2 separate regions of the Homo sapiens genome follow, and region 1 is linked to region 2. Evidence: chromatin loops called from intact Hi-C (ENCODE). Cell type or tissue: HCT116. All regions are shown on one strand. Links, peaks and the distances in the headings refer to the core of each region. The heading gives the core; the rest is flanking DNA. Region 1 has its middle 27 kb from the start of MYL10. Region 2 has its middle 15 kb from the start of SH2B2.

What was found. Hi-C counts contacts between places; a loop is a spot of excess contacts. Peaks named below come from ENCODE experiments on the same cell type or tissue, not always from the same donor. Only the 100,000 strongest peaks of a DNase experiment are listed, where the experiment ranks them.
Region 1: a loop joins it to region 2, with 12 times the contacts of the local background. A loop is called at or near these places in 62 of 110 quality-filtered maps.

The regions. Positions count from the first base shown.
Region 1 is chr7:101,597,685-101,606,003 of GRCh38, reverse strand. No RefSeq gene overlaps it. Among named protein-coding and RNA genes, the nearest start is that of MYL10, 27 kb to the left of the region's middle. RefSeq lists a silencer at 3,275-3,334 and enhancers at 5,896-6,823, 6,824-7,752. In HCT116, for the core only: a CTCF peak has its summit at 3,406 (motif pointing left); DNase peaks (open chromatin) are centred at 3,453 and 7,463; H3K27ac peaks cover 1,336 bases.
Region 2 is chr7:102,268,172-102,276,490 of GRCh38, reverse strand. It overlaps a transcript of CUX1 not described here. Among named protein-coding and RNA genes, the nearest start is that of SH2B2, 15 kb to the left of the region's middle. RefSeq lists an enhancer at 1,524-2,357. In HCT116, for the core only: CTCF peaks have their summits at 3,863 and 4,075 (motif pointing right); DNase peaks (open chromatin) are centred at 2,410 and 4,110; H3K4me3 peaks cover 1,837 bases; H3K27ac peaks cover 1,874 bases.

The DNA.
Region 1 (8,319 bases), core at 127-8,126, 670 kb after region 2:
GGCTGGTGGAGGGACCCTGCCTGGCACCGGCTTCCACCATCACTCTGTTTTTCTGGCAACCCTGGGAGCGGCTGCACCTTTTTCACAGCCAGGACATGGCTGGGGTGGAAGTGGGGACTAGGGGCTGATGGTGTCTTTAGCCTGGGACACCACACTTCAGGGCAATGAAATGTCCTCATGGAATTTCAGGCCTCAGGGGCTGGTGAAGGCATGCGGTGAGGTTCCGAGGGGGTGCCCCCATAGCTAGAGTCTGGATGGAAAATTGTACTCTATGCCTGCTGTGAGCTGAGGCCCGGGCTGGGCTAAGGATTTCAGTCTGACTGGGGGTTGGCTTGGGCCTCCGGGGATCCCAGGGGTCTGTCCGTGTCTGTTTTTCTCTTCCTGTCTCTCTCAAACACAAGGTCTCGCTTGATCAAGGTGAAGTAGAGCCCTGAGAGGGAGGGAGTTTAGGGGAGGGTGGATCCCTGCTGGCCCCGGAGGCCTGGGTTTGCATCCAGGTCTGCCACGGCTAGATGGGTGTCCCTGGGAAAGTCACCAACCTCACTGGGACTCAGCTTCTCCATTTGGAAAATGGAGACAGTGACGATGCCAAGTTTCCAGGCTGCTCTCCTCCTTCAAGCAGGCTAGGCCTGGGGATCCGAGGGTGGACAGAAACACCTCACCAGACCACACTGAGCTTATATCCAGGAGAAGGCCAACGCCATGACCAGTGAGGACATCATGATGCAAGAAGGACTCAAGGTGACAGAGAGGTAGACAGCCAGAGGACAGGCTGTGGTGGATGGAAGAGAGTGGCCCACAACTGTGTGGGCCATGGTAAAGGTTTGGCCCTTGCTGGGTGTGGTGGCTCACGTGTGTAATCCCAGCACTTTGGGAGGCTGAGGCAGGAGGACTGCTTGAGGCCAGGGGTTTGAGACCAGCCTGGGCAACATAGTGAGACCCCATCTCTGAAAAAAAAAAAAAAAAAGCTGGGTGTAGTACTGTGTGCCTGGGGTCCCAGCTACTTGGGAGACTGAGGCAAGAGTATTGACTGAGCCCAGGAATTGGAGGCTGCAGTGAGCTATGATTGTCCCACTGCACTCTAGCCTGGGTGACAGGGCAAGACCCTGTCTCTAAGGAATAAAAAAGGGACACTTTCACTCCATTGGGAGTGACATAACCAGAAATGTGATTTATTAAACCAGGATGACAAATGCCAAGTCAGGAAATGCCTGTGGAGCTGAAGAAGCACAGTGGGGATGCCCTTTTCAGCCTGGAGGGCTTCCTGGAGGAGGTGATAACTTGAAGAATGGGTGGCAGAAATGCAGACAAAGAGGAGATGATGACCAGTCTCCAAATGAAAGATGCTGAAAGGGAGTCTCCTTCCACAATGTTCTCTCCTGGTTGCATCAAGGAGAGATGCTGGATTTGGTGCAGACAGGTCTCTGACCAGCCTACTGCCCTCTTTAGCAAGGGAGCAGACACCAGGCTGAGAGCCTTCCCTAGGCCCCGGCAGCCAGCCAGAATTGAACGGCATTGTTCCGTTTTCATGGTATGCATTTTTTTTTTTTTTTTTTGAGACGGAGTCTTGCATTGTCACCCAGGCTGGAGTGCAGTGGCATGATCTCGGCTCACTGCAACCTCTGCCTCCTGGGTTCAAGCAATTCTTCTGCCTCAGCCTCCTGAGTAGCTAGGATTACAGGCACCTGCCACCACGCCTGGCTGATTTTTGTATTTTTAGTAGAGACAGGGTTTCACTATGTTGGCCAGGCTGGTCTCGAACTCCTGACCTCGTGATCCACCCACCTCAGCTTCCGAAAGTGCTGGGATTATAGGCATGACCCACTGCTCCCAGCCATGGCATGCATTTTTATGCATGTTGTCTGTATGTGGCACAGGGGACTAGCTTTTCATTTTTGATAGCAAGGTTTCTTTTTTATAAAAGCTTTCTTTAAAATAAACATATGTATAGGAGTCGATTTAAGGAAAAAGATAAATGTAAACAATATTTAGCTACAAAAAAAAAAGTCATGAAGGTGAAATGAGAATCACTGAAGTCTGGGAAAAGGCCAGGCGCGGTGGCTCACGCCTGGAATCTCAGCACTCTGGGAGGCCGAGGTGAGTGAATTACCTGAGGTCAGGAGTTCAAGACCAGCCTGGCCAACATGGTGAAACCCCGTCTCTACTAAAAATATAAAAATTAGCCGGGCATGGTGGCACATGCCTGTAATCCCAGCTACTGGGAAGACTGAGGTGGGAGAATCACTTGAACCCAGCGGGGGGCAGAGGTTGCGGTGAGCAGAGATTGCACCAGTGTACTCCAGCCTGGGCGGTAGAGTGAGACTCCGTCTCAAAAAGATAATAATAAAATAAGGCTGGGCATGGTGGCTCATGCCTGTAATCACAGCTACCTGGGAGGCTGAGGCAGGAGAATCACTTGAACCCTGGTGGTGGAGGTTGCAGTGAGCCAAGATTGTACCACTGCACTCCAGCCTAGGCGACAGAGCGAGACTCTGTAAAATAAAATAAAATTAAAAAAAAAAGTGAAGTCTGGGAAGAGCTGAATTCTGAAGAAGAGGCTGTGAGAGATTAATTTGAAGGTGGATGTTCCAGAACCTTCTGGAACACGGGTTCCAGAACTGGTGTAGCTTCACTATACCAGTGTCATCTTCCAGTCTTGAGTCCAAATCTCCTTGAATAAAGAGGCTTGATCCTGGAACCCAAACAGGCAGGGTGAGGCCAGGGAAGTGTGGCTGCTCACAGACAGACGGACACACAGCCTCCCAGCCCCGTGGGAGCTTCTGTGCTGGCACCCGCGTGACGTGGGGTTTCAGGCTAGTAGCAGGTCGTGGGGGCCCCCGAGGCTTCTTAACAGACTATGAGAGGGACTGTGTTGTGCGGGGCAGGTCCTGCCTCCTCTAGGCCCCAGACCCCTTTGTGCCGCCAGGACTCTGGCCTGACGTGGTTGGTGAGCGTGGGCCTGGCAATGGGGCTGGGAAGGAGAGGCCAGCCTGGAGCCGCCCTAATCCGGGTTTAGCTCTCACTTCAAAGCTGGTGGCTTCAGCTTCATTGGAATGTCCAGCCATGGGGGAAGGAGGGACGCGCCTGGCTCCCATCAAGCGCCAGGGAGTCACTGTGGCCTCTTGAGGGCCAGGGTGAGGGGTGGGATGGGGGTGGGGCTGGAGAGCTCAGTGAGGCATCTGGGGTGGGGAGCCCCAGCCCTGCCCCTTATAGCTGTGTGACCTCAAGGCTAGTGGTTCAACCTCTCTGAGCCTTCATATCCCTCATCAGGGAAACAGGGTTAGCGGCACCCCCTCTCCTGGGGCCATATCTGGTGCAGGGCCTGGCCCAGGGCGGGGAGACCCCAGTCTGTGCACAGCCTGGTGCGTCAACGGGCTTTTGCAGCGAGGGCGGCCCTTGTGGCTCCACAGCGCCATCTACTGACAGCTGAGCAGCCTCTCCTGGCTCCGCCTTCCCCAAAGCCTCTGGGGCTTGGGAATCTCTAGATCACAGTCGGCACAAGAGTCCACAGCGCAACTTTGGTGCAGAGAAGACTAAATTCAAGCCCCGGCTGCTTAACCTATTCGATGTTAAGTTTCCTTAAGTAAAAAAAAATAGCAGCAAACACTTAGAGAACAGTCACCGAGCCCCAGGCAGTGTGCACTAACGTGTGTAACCCTCCCAGCAACCCTGAGGAGTACATCCTATTATTATACCATTTGACAGATGAGAAGACTGAGGCCAGAGAGGGTAAGGCACCGAGTCAAGACGCCTACCTGCCTGGCCTGTCCCAGCTCTGCCGCTTACTGACTGTGCGACCTACAGAGCAGCCAAGTGAGTACAGCTGGGGCACCCGCCTTGCACGGCTGCGGGGAGGAATTACACCTGGGAACAGTGGAAACCCTTGGCTCCAGACGCTGTGATCCAGTGACTCCAGCCACCTAACGCTCGGTGCCTCTGTGTCCCCATCTTCAGTGTTTTCACACATCTGTGACGTCTTCGCTCTGAGTTGGTGGCCCCTGCCTGTCCACATGTCCCCAGCAAAGGTCCACGAAGCAATCCTCTATCCAGCCTCAGTCCTGTGTCCTCGGGGGCACTGGAAGGCAGGCAGTTGGCAGGAGGCTGGGGAGGGCGGGATATTCAGGGGGAAGAGACCTTGGTCCTGGTCCCATGTCCACGGGAGGGGACCAAGGAGGGTTGTGTGTCCCGGGCCCTAAATGGAGCGGGACACAGTCATCGGGGACCTCAGCTGTTAGACTCTGATCCACGCCTTTCTCCACATTTGTTCAAAGTGGGTTTCCTCTCCTCGCGGGCTTCCAAGTGTTCTTTAGGTGACCTGACCCAACCACTCACTCAGGAACCTGGGCAGCACCCCCAGGACAATGGGTGGCAGGGGGGTGTCCCTTTCTGTCCCCACCTGTCACTGCCTGGCTGTGTGGTCCCCTCTGCCATCCTTTGTTTCCTGGTCTGCAAATGGAATGACATTATACCTCCAGCCATTTCCACTGCCAGCACTCCCATAACCTTTCCCTCCCTCTCTGCAGCCCAGCCCATCAGGGCATTGGGTGATTCAAGGCTGCAGGTTTGAGGCCTCCAAGCACCTCCAGTGGGAGGCTTGGAGACAGACAAAGCTGTGAAGTTTGACTCCCAAAGTGGGGCAACAAGATTCCTGGCTTCCATGGATAGGGGCGGTAGAAGAGCCAAGGATGGGGCCTCGATGAGGCTCTGGATCCCTGGGACAGCCTGGAGGGACAGCCTCAGGCTCCTGCACCGTCTGGGTCCCACCTGCCCCTTTTCCACACTGCCTCCATTCAGCGAAAGGCCCCTCCTGGAATGCCCTCATCCATTCTGGTAAATACTGGTTCTTCTCCCTCCTGCCCTGCCCAGAACTTCCATCAAGCGGGCAGACGTGAGTCTCCCATAAAAGCTGGAGGCCTGGCCAGATGCAGCGGCTCACGCCTGTAATCCCAGCACTTTGGGAGGCGGAGGCACGCGGATCACTTGAGGTCTGTAGTCCAAGACCAGCCTGGCCAACATGGTGAAACCCCGTCTCTACTAAAAAAATTAGCTGGGTATGATTGTGTGCCTGTAATCCCAGCTACTCGAGAGGCTGAAGCATGGTCATTGCCTTTGGGATGGGATCTCCGGCCAGGCTGGGCCCAGAGCAGTCCTGGCTGGGGACTGAGGACTCTCACTGGCTCACCATCCAGGCAGGCCCTCCTGGACAAGAGCCGTCCCTATGCCCACCTGCCAGTGAGGTTGCCCAGTCCCTGGGTGGCCTGGGCCACCTGACACATGGCCCTCAACAGTCTACACAGCACCTGGACCTCCACTGTGAGGTGGGCCAGGCAGGCTGGAGTACCCATTTTACAGTTGAGAAAGCTGGGATTCAGAGAGAAAAGGCAGCTCTCGTTTGCACACATAGGCAGGAAGTGGCAGGATGAGCCCAAAAGTCAGGGCGGAGGACCCTGGCCCAGCACTTTCCCTACACGCTGCTGTGAAGGCTCACACCCCAGCTCAGATCAGTTTCCGGGGGACTGGGCACAGAAGGCCAGTGACAGAGAAGCCCAGAGCTGGAGCAGGGACTGATTTTTTTGAGCGCCTGTGCTGGATCTGGTAGACGGGGCTTCACGCGGTTGGTCTCTCTAAAATCTCTCTCCAGCCTTAGGGCCGGGCATGGTGGCTCACGCTGTAATCCCAGCACTTTGGGAAGCTGAGGTGGGCGGATCACTTGAGGTCAGGAGTTCAAGACCAGCCTGGCCAACACAGTGAAACCCCATCTCTACTAAAAATACAAAAATTAGCAAGGCACGGTGGCAGACACCTGTAGTCCTAGCTACTCGTGAGGCTGAGGCAGGAGAATCACTTGAACCTGGGAGGCAGAGGTTGCAGTGAGCTGAGATTGCACCACTGCACTCCAGCCTGGGCAACAGAGTGAGGCTTCATCTCAAAACAAAAACAAAAACAACAAACACCTCTCTTTAGCCTTGTGTTGCTGTGCTATTTTGTAGGGGAATAGGTGCTAATATTCCCATTCTGCAGATGAGGAAACTGAGGCTCAGATAAGCTAAGATACTTGTCCAAGGGCCACAACTGCCCACGGCTGTCTGCTCTCGAAGCCTGTCATCTTTCCACTCCAAGGATGTGGTCACACTGCCCTTTCAATTACCAGAGACTTCACTTTGCAAACCACCAGTGGGTGCCTCCTTGGACCAGGCTTATGCTAAGCACTAGGAATCGGTGTGGGCTCACACCCAGCCTCTGTTCTTGAGAAGCTGGGCAGTGGACACATCCATAAACATCCCAGGGCATGGGCTAGGCAGAGTCCCGGGGGCCTGGAGGAGGGAGAAGTCCCGGTTGCTGGGAGATGGGGAGCCATCCAGGGCACCAATGAGCCAGGCCCGCCAGGGCAGGAGGAGCTCCGAGAGGCAGTAGACAGCCTGTTGTCATCACAGTTGTTGGGAGGCCAAGCTCAGCGAGTGATCAGGAGGCAGGACCTGAGCTGAGAGAGGCTCTCAGGTCAGGTGGCAGGACCCGGGTCCTCCGGCCAGAGCAGAGTAGTCATTTCGAAGGCATGGGGAACCTCCCGTGAGGCTTCGGCCCCTGCATGGGTGCTGTGGCTTTGCCTTCCTTTTGGGGAATGGATGGAAGGCCCGTGTTGCCGTCCACAGAGGTGACGACAGAGGCCACTGCTGGTCACAGTGAGAGGCCAGTGTGTGCTCTGTCTTGCATTCCTGCCCCGCGGGTCCTTGGAAAAGCCAGAGACTGCCATCTGGTCTCTATGGGTGGAACTAAGGTCACATGCCAAGAGGGCAGAGGGCAGTGGTTTCTTGACCATCTGAGTTCCATTCCCTCTGGGTCAGTTTTGGCTTCTGGGATCTGCCCTGTGAGCTCACAGAAAAGTACGGACTCCAGCAAGCTGCAGGCCCAGTTACCCTGGGAGATTCCAGCTGAGATGGGGCCTACTACTCCCCCTGGCTGGTCCCTTCCACCAGGGTGCCAGTGGCCACTGGGCAACAAAGCCCAGAAACAAGATGAGCTGGGAGCAAAGTTCCTTTAGCTCCATCCCCCAGCTGGGCCCAGTGTGTGGGGGGCCCAGGATCTGGATGAGAGGGGGTGCCTGCCTGACGTCACCAGTCAGCTTTGCCAAAGCCGACCGACCAGAACACACAAGCTGCTGCTTCCCAGGAAGTGGGGCAGGAGGGGGCTGGGCTGTCCCTGCCACTCCAGGTGCTCGTGCAGGCTCTGGGGCCTGGTTGGGCCTGGGTCTCTTCTCCAGGGTGGACGCTCTGCCCGTCCGCCTGTGCAGTTTCACCCCTACCCAGGCTCCATCTGGGACCCTCTCTGGCCTCAGTCATTGGTCCTTGGAGCAGGGTGTCGGCCAGGCCTAGGATTTGCGTCCTCAGCACAGGGTCATCAAAGCCTTGACGAGGCCCTCCGGCGGCTTGCCAGTTTCCGAGAGGTGAGATCATACACCTGAAAGTGGGCCCGCCCGGCCCTGCGCCTTGAATGGACTTCTTGTTCTCCCAGATCCTGGCTGTCAGCGCCAGGCTTGTCAGCAGGAGGTGACTCTGTTGGCCGTTCCTGCCTGGCCAGAGGCCCTGCCAGAGGCTAGGCGAGGGTGGGAGGCAGCTCAGAGCTGGCCCTGAACAGTCCCTCCAGCTGGGAGGCCCCGTTGTCTCTGCACCCCTTGTCCCTGATAGTGGGGCATGGGAAGGAGATGCCGTATCATAGGGTCTTCCATCGTGAAATCCTAGAAGTGTCTGGTACTCAAATGCTCAGTACAAGCTGCAGGGCCCCTGTATTCAGCAGCTTGGCTCTCATGCCTTCCCGGGGGGCCCAGAGATAAATAAGGCCAATGACTACCCACGAGGTGCACCCAGCCCAGGGAGCAGAATGAGTGGTTGGGTCTCAACGTTACGACCTGGCCAGTGGGATCTTAGAGGCAAGTCCTGTATACAGAACTTCAGAGCATAGAGAAGGGAGGGAATGCAGGCTTAGAGGTGGTAGGCTGCATGAGGAAGGGTTGTCAAGCTGAGCCCTAGTGGAGGAAGATGGGCAGGGGACAAAGATGGAGACAGCTAGTGTAGGCCCTACAGTGGGAACAGTGTGGCCTGGAGCTCTGGCCAGGGCAGGACAGTGGGGGTGGGGAGGATAGAAGGGGCTGGGGGCATGGATACTGTCCTGGCCTTAGGGAATGTCCTTTTCCCACTAGGACCCCTTCCATTTCTGGTTTCTTTCTTCAAAGTCCCCTGTTCACCCCCATAATCAGAGTTTCCTTTTGATCTCTCTTTGAATGCTTTCTAGGCATTCCTCCTATGTTTGCACACTGTTGGGCTA
Region 2 (8,319 bases), core at 284-8,283:
GTCTCTACTAAAAATACAAAAATTAGCTGGGTGTGATGGCAGACGCCTGTAATCTCAGCTATCCGGGAGGCTGAGGCAGAAGAATCGCTTGAACCCAGGAGGTGGAGGTTGCAGTGAGCCAGGATTGTGCCACTGCACTCCAGCCTGGGCAAGAGAGCGGGACTCGGTCTCAAAAAACAAACACAACCAAAACTTGAGCAGTACAAAAAAGTATATGGCAGTATGACGCTTCCTCTAAAAACGTTAAACATAGAATTACCATAGGATCTAGTAATTCCACTTCTGGGTAGATACCCAAAAGAATTGAAGGCAGAGACTTGGAGAGATATTTATACACCCATGTTCACAGCAGAATTATCCGCCACAGCCAAAAGGTGGAAGCAATGTAAATGAATAGGTGAATGGATAAACAAAATGTGGTCTATATGCACAATAAAATATTATACAGCCTTAAAAAGGAAGGATTTTTTTTTTTTTTTGAGATGGAGTCTTGCTCTGTCACACAGGCTGGAGTGCAGTGGCACGATCTCATCAGCTCACTGCAACCTCTACCTCCCAGGTTCAAGCGATCCTCCTGCCTCAGCCTCCCAAGTAGCTGGGACTACAGGTGCCCGCCACCATGCCCGGCTAATTTTTGTATTTTTAGTAGAGACGGGGTTTCACCATGTTGGCCAGGCTGGTCTCAAACTCCCAACCTCAAGTGATCCACTTGCCTCAGCCTCCCAAAGTGTTGGGATTACAGGTGTGAGCCACCGCACCTGGCTCACCCTGCATTCTTGCAGTGCCACTGCCTGGCTTAAATCCTTCCTTGGTGCCCCTCCCTGCAGATTGAAGGCCACGCCTCCCAGCCTGGCAAGAGGGCACTTGCCTGGCGACTTGTTTCACCTGGAATGATCTATGCTCCCTTCTGGCTCACTGGCCCCCGTGTCTCCTCTACTGTGAGCATCTGAGTCTTCTTTCAAAGCCCAGTGTGGCATGACCTCCTCCAGGAAGCCCTCCCTGACTGCACAGAACAAATCTCTTCCCCCTGAGGTTTACGGTCTGTGCCACATCTCTCTCCTGAAAGCCTGTGTGTTCCCCAACTGTGTCCTTGGGCCCAAGGAGCATCAGGGAGAGAAGGATGTGACTCACGGCCTCAAGCTCCTGGTTCCGGGCACGGAAGCGCTCCCTCTGGCTGGAGATGATGGAAAGCAGTGAATCCACCTGGCCCTCTGGGAGGGCACCGCTGGCTGGTGCTGCAGGTCCTAGCAGGTAGAGGAGGGTGGCTTGGGGGGTGGCAGGAGGTGGAACCCAGCAGGCGGCCCTTTGGGGTGGGTCCCCCAGCCCTGGGGGATTTCTGCCAAATGCCATGGGGTAGAAGCCACATGGTGTCTGACTCCCTGGTGCTGGGCAGGTCGGGGAAGGGGAGGGGACAGCCAGGGGAACCGGGGAGCGTGAGAATGGATGGCAGGGGCTGACCTGACAATACGCACGCTGGGGAAGGGCCCAGCACCCCCGTCTGCGCTGTCAGAGGGCCAGGCCCAGAACTCCCCTCCCAGTCACTCTGTCCTTGAATCTGAGACCCTTGCAGCTGTCAGACTAGGCCTATATCCCCTGGGGAAGCAAAGGGGCAGGAGGGGAACTGGGGAGGCATGGGCACACCCCCAGTATCCCAGTCCAGCAGCCTCAGTTTCTGTCCTCAATACCCAAGGAGGCTGCCTTCCCCTCACTGCACGGACCTCCGGCTGCACTTTGGCAGTGAGGCCTGGCTGACCACCACTCACCAGCCTTTCACAGGCCACCGGCAGGGCTGAAGGGTCAGGGCCCCAAGGTGGGGGGTGTCAGTCTAAGATCCAGAAAGGCAGGTTGAGGGCTCATTCACCTTTTTGTTTTTTAGAGACAGGGTCTCGGTCTGTCGCCCAGGCTGGAGTGCAGTGGCACCATCATAGCTCACTGCAGCCTCCAATTCCTGGGCTCAGGCGATCCTCCCACCTCGGCCTCCAAAGTAGCCGGGACTATAGGTGTGCGCCACCACACCTAGCCTTACCCGACCCTTTGAAGGTTGCTGCTGCATTGCAGGCGTGGGGGCCTGACCTTCTTAGAGGAAGGGACTACTCTTTGGGGATCTGTGTTCTCAGGCGGTATCACCTGTCTCCTCTTCCCTCCTCCTCCCTCCTCCCATGGGTCAGGCCTCTCCTTACCGTAGAATAGGGCAGTGGCCTCTTTGATGGGCTCTGGGATCTTCTCCAGGCGGTGCTCAGCGGCACCCTGCAGGTGACAGGAAGCGATGAGGAGGTGCCTCCGCACAATGGGCACGGAATATTCCCTTTCAGCATGGCCAAGGCAAATGGCAGGGTGGGTGTGGCAAGGAGTGGGTGGGGCCATCCGGGGTGCAGGCTGGCTGCAGGAGGGCCCGGACCTGGACACGTGACATGAGCTACCAAAGAAGAGATGGCTGGGCCCTGAGTCACTCCTGAGGCCAGAGTTCAGCAGCAGTGCAGCTCTCCTCGCAGCCACTCAGCTTTGACATGCATCAGACACCTGGGCCTCCCTGGCCCTGCAACCAGCCTGCCACGTGACCTGGGACAGCCCAGACTTCTCTCCCGGAGTCCCACTGTGGACTCTACAGAATGGGAGGTGGGCGAGGAGATGCTCTCCCTGGGCTGTTTATGTCCCAGCCTGCTGTGATCTCTGGGCTCCAGGTCCTTTAGCTGGGAGATGGGTGCATGGTCCTGGCCTTGCCTCTGCCTCTGCTCTCAGGGCAGTGCCTGGAAAGACGGGCCTCTGTGCTACCGCTAGGAAGCCCTGTGGCCTCTGCCCCATGGCCTGTCACCCCAAATCGGAGGCAGGGTGGTATTCATGGAGTAAGCAGGGAGAACCCAATGGTTTTAGGTGACAGCCCTTCTGGGTTGTCACCAGCTGCCTGATACACAGGCTAATCTGGGAAGTCAGTGTTTGCAGAGGCTAAGTCAGTTGGGCAGGTATCGAGATGGGCATGGGGCAGGGGGGTGGGCTCACCTCGGCATCGGGCCGCTGGATGGACTGAATGATGCTCAGGTCCTGCTCCAGGCGGGCGATCAGCTCTCTCTGCTCAGTGGCTGTGGCCACAGCCTCAGTGATACGGACTTGCAGCTCCGCACAGCGTCCTGTGGCCAAAGGAAGACATGGCCGTCAGAGGGAGCCTGGTGGGACCCTTGGTGCCCTCCCCTGGTTCTGCCTCTCCAACCCACGGTCTGGAAGCAGGGCTGCCTGGATGCTGTGAGAGTGCTGGCTATTCCCTCCCAACTCACCACTGCCTAGAAGACCCCATTAGACCTAGGGCCTCCTCCAGGAAGCCCTCCCTGACTGTCAGAGGCACTCCTGGCCCCAAGCACTCTCTGGATTGATGAAATCCCCTGGGTAGGAGAAGGAGCTCAGGTCAGGGATTAGGAGAAACCGGTGCAATGTGGCTCTGCCCACGGCTGTTTGGGGGGCCCTGGCCAGCCCCTTTCCCTCTCTGGGCCTCACTTTGCTTGTCAGGCAGGGGCAAGGAGGCTCAGGTTGCTTCCTAGCTGATGTTCTGGGATAATGTCCAGTGGGAAGCCTGGGGGTAGGAGAGGCAGAGAAAGCCGCGGGGGTGCAGTGGGGCGCGTAGGGGTGCCACCTCTGGGCTGACAACAGAGGTGCTTGGTCCCGCCCCCAACAGAGGCTCCAGCTGCAGTGGTTGGGGTGGCGTGGTCCCCAAGGAGTCCCCCGACCCACAGCCCTGTCTGTCTCTCCCTCCTCCAGGTGCCAGGGTCATCTTTATAACAAAGCATCCAAACTGTGACTTTCCTGCCCTGCAGGAGGGTGAGAGATGTCGGGGAAGGGACCCAGACCCAAGCACGCATTGCCAGGCAGGACTTCAGTGACCCAGGAGCCAGGCAGCCCTGAGGGTGAGGTTTGGCCCTGTTTCTGGTTGACTGTGCGGCTCAGGGCCACTGGATCCCCCTTTCTGGTCCCAAATGGTGACATGTAACATGGTAACAATAAACCTTGTTTAGGGTGAGCTGTTGGGGCCGCAGAGAGGGAGACTGAGGCCTGAGACCCAGGACGCTGTCCTTTGGGGTAGGCTGCACAGCCGCCAGGGGGCACTGTGGCCTCAGAAATGCACAAAGGCTGCAGGCTGTGGGCAGTGCCAGGGAAATGGTATGTGCGGCCTCCTCCGTGGACTCATCCCTGACTGCGCGGCCTGCTGACCGGCTGTCATACCTGCCCTGGCTGGGCTTAGTGTCCTGGGCCAGGATGGGGCAGCCCAGCCTCACCCCCACATGCTCCTGGGTTCCCACTGCACACCAAGTCCTTATAGATGAGTCAGAAAAGACGATTCACATTTTACAGTCAAAGAACGGAGGCTTCCCGACCTGGGACCAAACCCAAGGCATCCACCCCCAGCTCTGTCTAAGCCCTTGCTCACACCAGAGTCTCGCCTCGTTCAGGCCCCGAATGGATTTATTTTATTTTATTTTATTGAGACAGAGTCTCACTCAGTCACCCAGGCTGGAGTGCAGTGGCTCCATCTCGGCTCACTGCAACCTCCGCCTCCAAGGTTCAAGCAATTTTCCTGCCTCAACCTCCTGAGTAGCTGGGATTACAGGCGCCTGCCACCGTGCCCAGTTAATTTTTGTATTTTTAGTAGAGACGGGGTTTAGCAATGTTGTCCAGGTTGGTCTCAACCTCAAGTGATCTGTCCGCCTCAACCTCCCAATGTGCTGGGATTACAGGCGTGAGCCACCGCACTGGGCCCCTAAATGGATTTCTTCCTTCAGACATTCACTGAGCCCCTGGGTCCCTGGCAGGAAGGTGGTATCTGCGGAAGTGAGGAGGGGATGAGGGAAGAGGCAGGACCTGAAGGCAGGACCCGGCCTTGGAGGGAGGACTGTCGGGGGCAGGGTTGGGGCTGGCCCTGGGCCACCTGCAGGGACTTTAAGGAGACCCCAAAGGGGAGAGGTCCAGAGAGACGATAAATACCATGCCCTCCTGGCCTGAGTACAGAGTCCTTGGGTCCTGGCCTGTGGGATGGGATGGCAGAGCCGGCCACACATGCTTAGGATGGGAGGTGGACAGCGGTTGTGAGATGTAGGGAGAGGAAACCACCAGAAAGCTAATGGGGCCTTGGGTCACATTAATAGAGGTGAAGGTCCTGGACCAAGGGAGGGGATGCTTCAGTTTGGCCACAAACAGGAGCACATCCAAGAACCGTGCTGGGACCATGGGGACAGACTCCTGGGATAAAAAGAGGGCGTTAAGCTCCAACAAGGCTCAGGGAAGCCACATTCCACCTCAGGGATGAGGGCCTGGGGGACAGAGAGACAGGGCTGAGATGGAGAACCTTTGCAGAGGTGACTTTTGCCTGGCCAGAGTGAGCCCTTTTCCCTGGAGGTGTGCGCCTGGCAAGAGGGGTGGATAAAAAGCTGCTGAGATGATTCCTTGCACTGCCTGTTTTATCTGCCCCCAGTCTGTGACCACCCCAGTGTGGTCTTGGTCAGGTCCCTGGGGTGGCAGCAACTTGCAGCTCCCAGCACCATCCGTGGGCACCAGGGAGATGATGGGGTGCGTGGGCCTGGTCCCCGTGCACTTGTTCCTGTGTCTGCTACTGCAGGGGTGGGCACACAGTCCTGCCGTGTATGTAGGTGACATTCTGTGCAGGTGTGAGCATCCTGGCTGCAAACCCTCTATCCTAGGCTGCCCCGGTTCCCAGCTGGTGGCCCGCTATCCTGGAAAAGGCCCATGTGTTAAGCTGGCCTGGAGGCCTGGCCATTGGCGCTGCTGCAGATGCTCTGGGCACTGGGTTAGCTCCTGAGGGGATCTGAGGGTGCAGGGCTGAGTGGTTGGGGGAGGCCATCCCTGAAGAGGTGGCTTGGGGTGATAGGAGCACAGGCCAGTTGCACGGGCAGCAGAATTGGGGGATGGCTGCTGGTGAGGCAGAGAGAACAGGCTGGGTAAGACAGGGCAGCAGAGGCTGGCAGACGGTGAGACTGGAGGGAAGGCTGTGGGTAGAGGGGGGTGGACAGAGAACTGGAGGCTGCAGGGGACAGGATCTGGACACTGTCCCAGAGCCCAGCTGGATCCCAGCAGCAACCAGAGCTGTGCTTTGAAACTGTCACTCCACGCTGGGAGGAAGCGAAGGCCAGGAGACTGGCTGTGCGGGCTTCCACCAGAGAGGGGCCTCAGTTAGATGTACTTAGAGAAGGACAGGGCCTCACCGGCCACGGGAGGGTCCCCTATCCCCCACCGGCTGCCTCACCCTGCCTTCTCTGCTGGAGGCTGGAACACGCAGGTGGGGAAGCTGGGGTGACATCTCTGGTGGCCACTTGATGTCAAGTCCAGAACCGGGCTTGCATTCTGGCCCTGCCTTTTATGAATTTCACGATCTTCGGCAAGTTCTTCAACCTCTGGAGTACAGGGCTCTGGGGCGAGGACACAGAAGGAGCTGGAGAGAGAGCTGTGGACCCCATCGCTGTACAGAACCCAGGTGGGGAGGCCCGGGCCTGGCCCCCTGTGGGGGAAGGGGTGGGCAGCTGGCTGGCTCGGTTCTGGTAAGCACGAAGGTGCTTGTGAACAGCTAAGGGCATGTGTGTGGTGGGGTTTGGACCTGTGGACCTGAGGCTGGATATGCTGGTTGAGGAGATCTAGGGCCCCAACGGTCAGAGCTTGGAAGCGTTTGGGGGGGGCATGGAAGAAGACAGTAAGATGAGGGAAAGTTTGGAACTTCTTAGAGACTTGTTCGATGGTTGTGACCAAAATGCTGTAATGAGTTAAGACTGTGGGGGTGGGCGTGGTGGCTCACGCCTGTAATCCCAGCACTTTGAGAGGCCGAGGCGGGCAGATCACCTGAGGTCAGGAGTTTGAGACCAGCCTGGCCAACATGGCGAAAACTCGTCTCTACTAAAAATACAAAAAAAAAAAAAAAAAAAAAAATTAGCCGGGCATGGTGGCGGACCCCTGTAATCCCAGCTATTTGGGAGGCTGAGGCAGGAGAATGGCTTGAACCTGGGAGGCGGAGGTTACAGTGAGCTGAGATGGCACCATTGTACTCCACCCTGGGCAACAAGAGTGAAACTCCATCTAAAAAAAAAAAGACTTTGGGGTACTGTTGGAAAGGCATGATTGTATTTTGCAATGTGAGAAGGACATGAGATTTGCGTGAGGGGGCAGGGGTGGAATTATATAGTTTGGATATTCATCCCTGTCCACATCTCATGTTGAAATGTAATCAAGCCAGGTGCAGTGGCTCTTGCCTATAATTCCAGCACTTTGGGAGGCTGAGGAGGGAGGATCACTGGAGCCCAGGAATTCGAGACCAGCCTGGGTAACATGGAAAAACCCTGTCTCTACACAAACAAACAAACAAACAAACAAACAAACAAACAAAAAAACCCACACAAAAAATTAGCTGGGTGTGGTGGTGTAGCTGTAGTCCCAGCTACTAGGGAGGCTGAGATGGGAGGATCACCTGAGCCCAGGAGGCAGAGGTTGCAGTGAGCTGTGATCACACCACTGCACTCTTGCTTGGGTGACAGAGTAAGACCCTGTCTCAAAAAAAAAAAAAAGTAATTAATCCCCAGTGTTGGAAGTGGGGCCTGGTGGGAGGTGTTTGGGGGACAGGGCGGGTCCCTTGTGGCGCGGTGCTGTCTCTGAGATAGGGATCTGGTTGTTTAAGGAGCGTGGCACCTCCCCCACCCCCATTCTCTCTCTCTTCCTCCTGGCCTCGCCATGTCTCACACCTGCTCCCACTTCGCCTTCCACCATGAGTAAAGCCTCCAACGCCTCCCCAGAAGCCAAACCGACACCAGCGCCACGCTTCTGGTACAGCCTGCAGAACCATGAGCCAAAGAAACCCCTTTTCTTGATAAATTACACAGCCTCAGGTATTTCTCTATAGCAATGCAAGAACAGCTAATACAGAAAATCAGGGGTGGTGGACAGGTCCTGAGACAGTGCTGCTGTGAGGTGGCCAGAGCTTCAGGGGGTGATCCACAAAGGGGGTCCCGCAAAGACCCTGAGAAGAGGCAGCAGGAGGCAGGGGAGACAGCAGGAGGATGCATGTGAAGGCACCAAGATGAGGCAGGAGGGTCAATGAATATGGAGGGTCAGGGGGTCAGAAGCTACAGAGAGGCTGAGCGAGGCGAAGGTGTTGTCGTCGAGGTGGTGGGGGCATGCAGGGCTGCAAGGCACAGCCCGATGGGCAGAACTGGTGGAAGAGCAGTAACGTGTGCCCGAGAGGGGATCTTGAGAAGCATAGAGTGTGTGGAATGGACCATCTGCAACCCAGAAACCCAGGAGAGAGGGACAGATTTTGTTTAGGGGAGAGAGGGATGA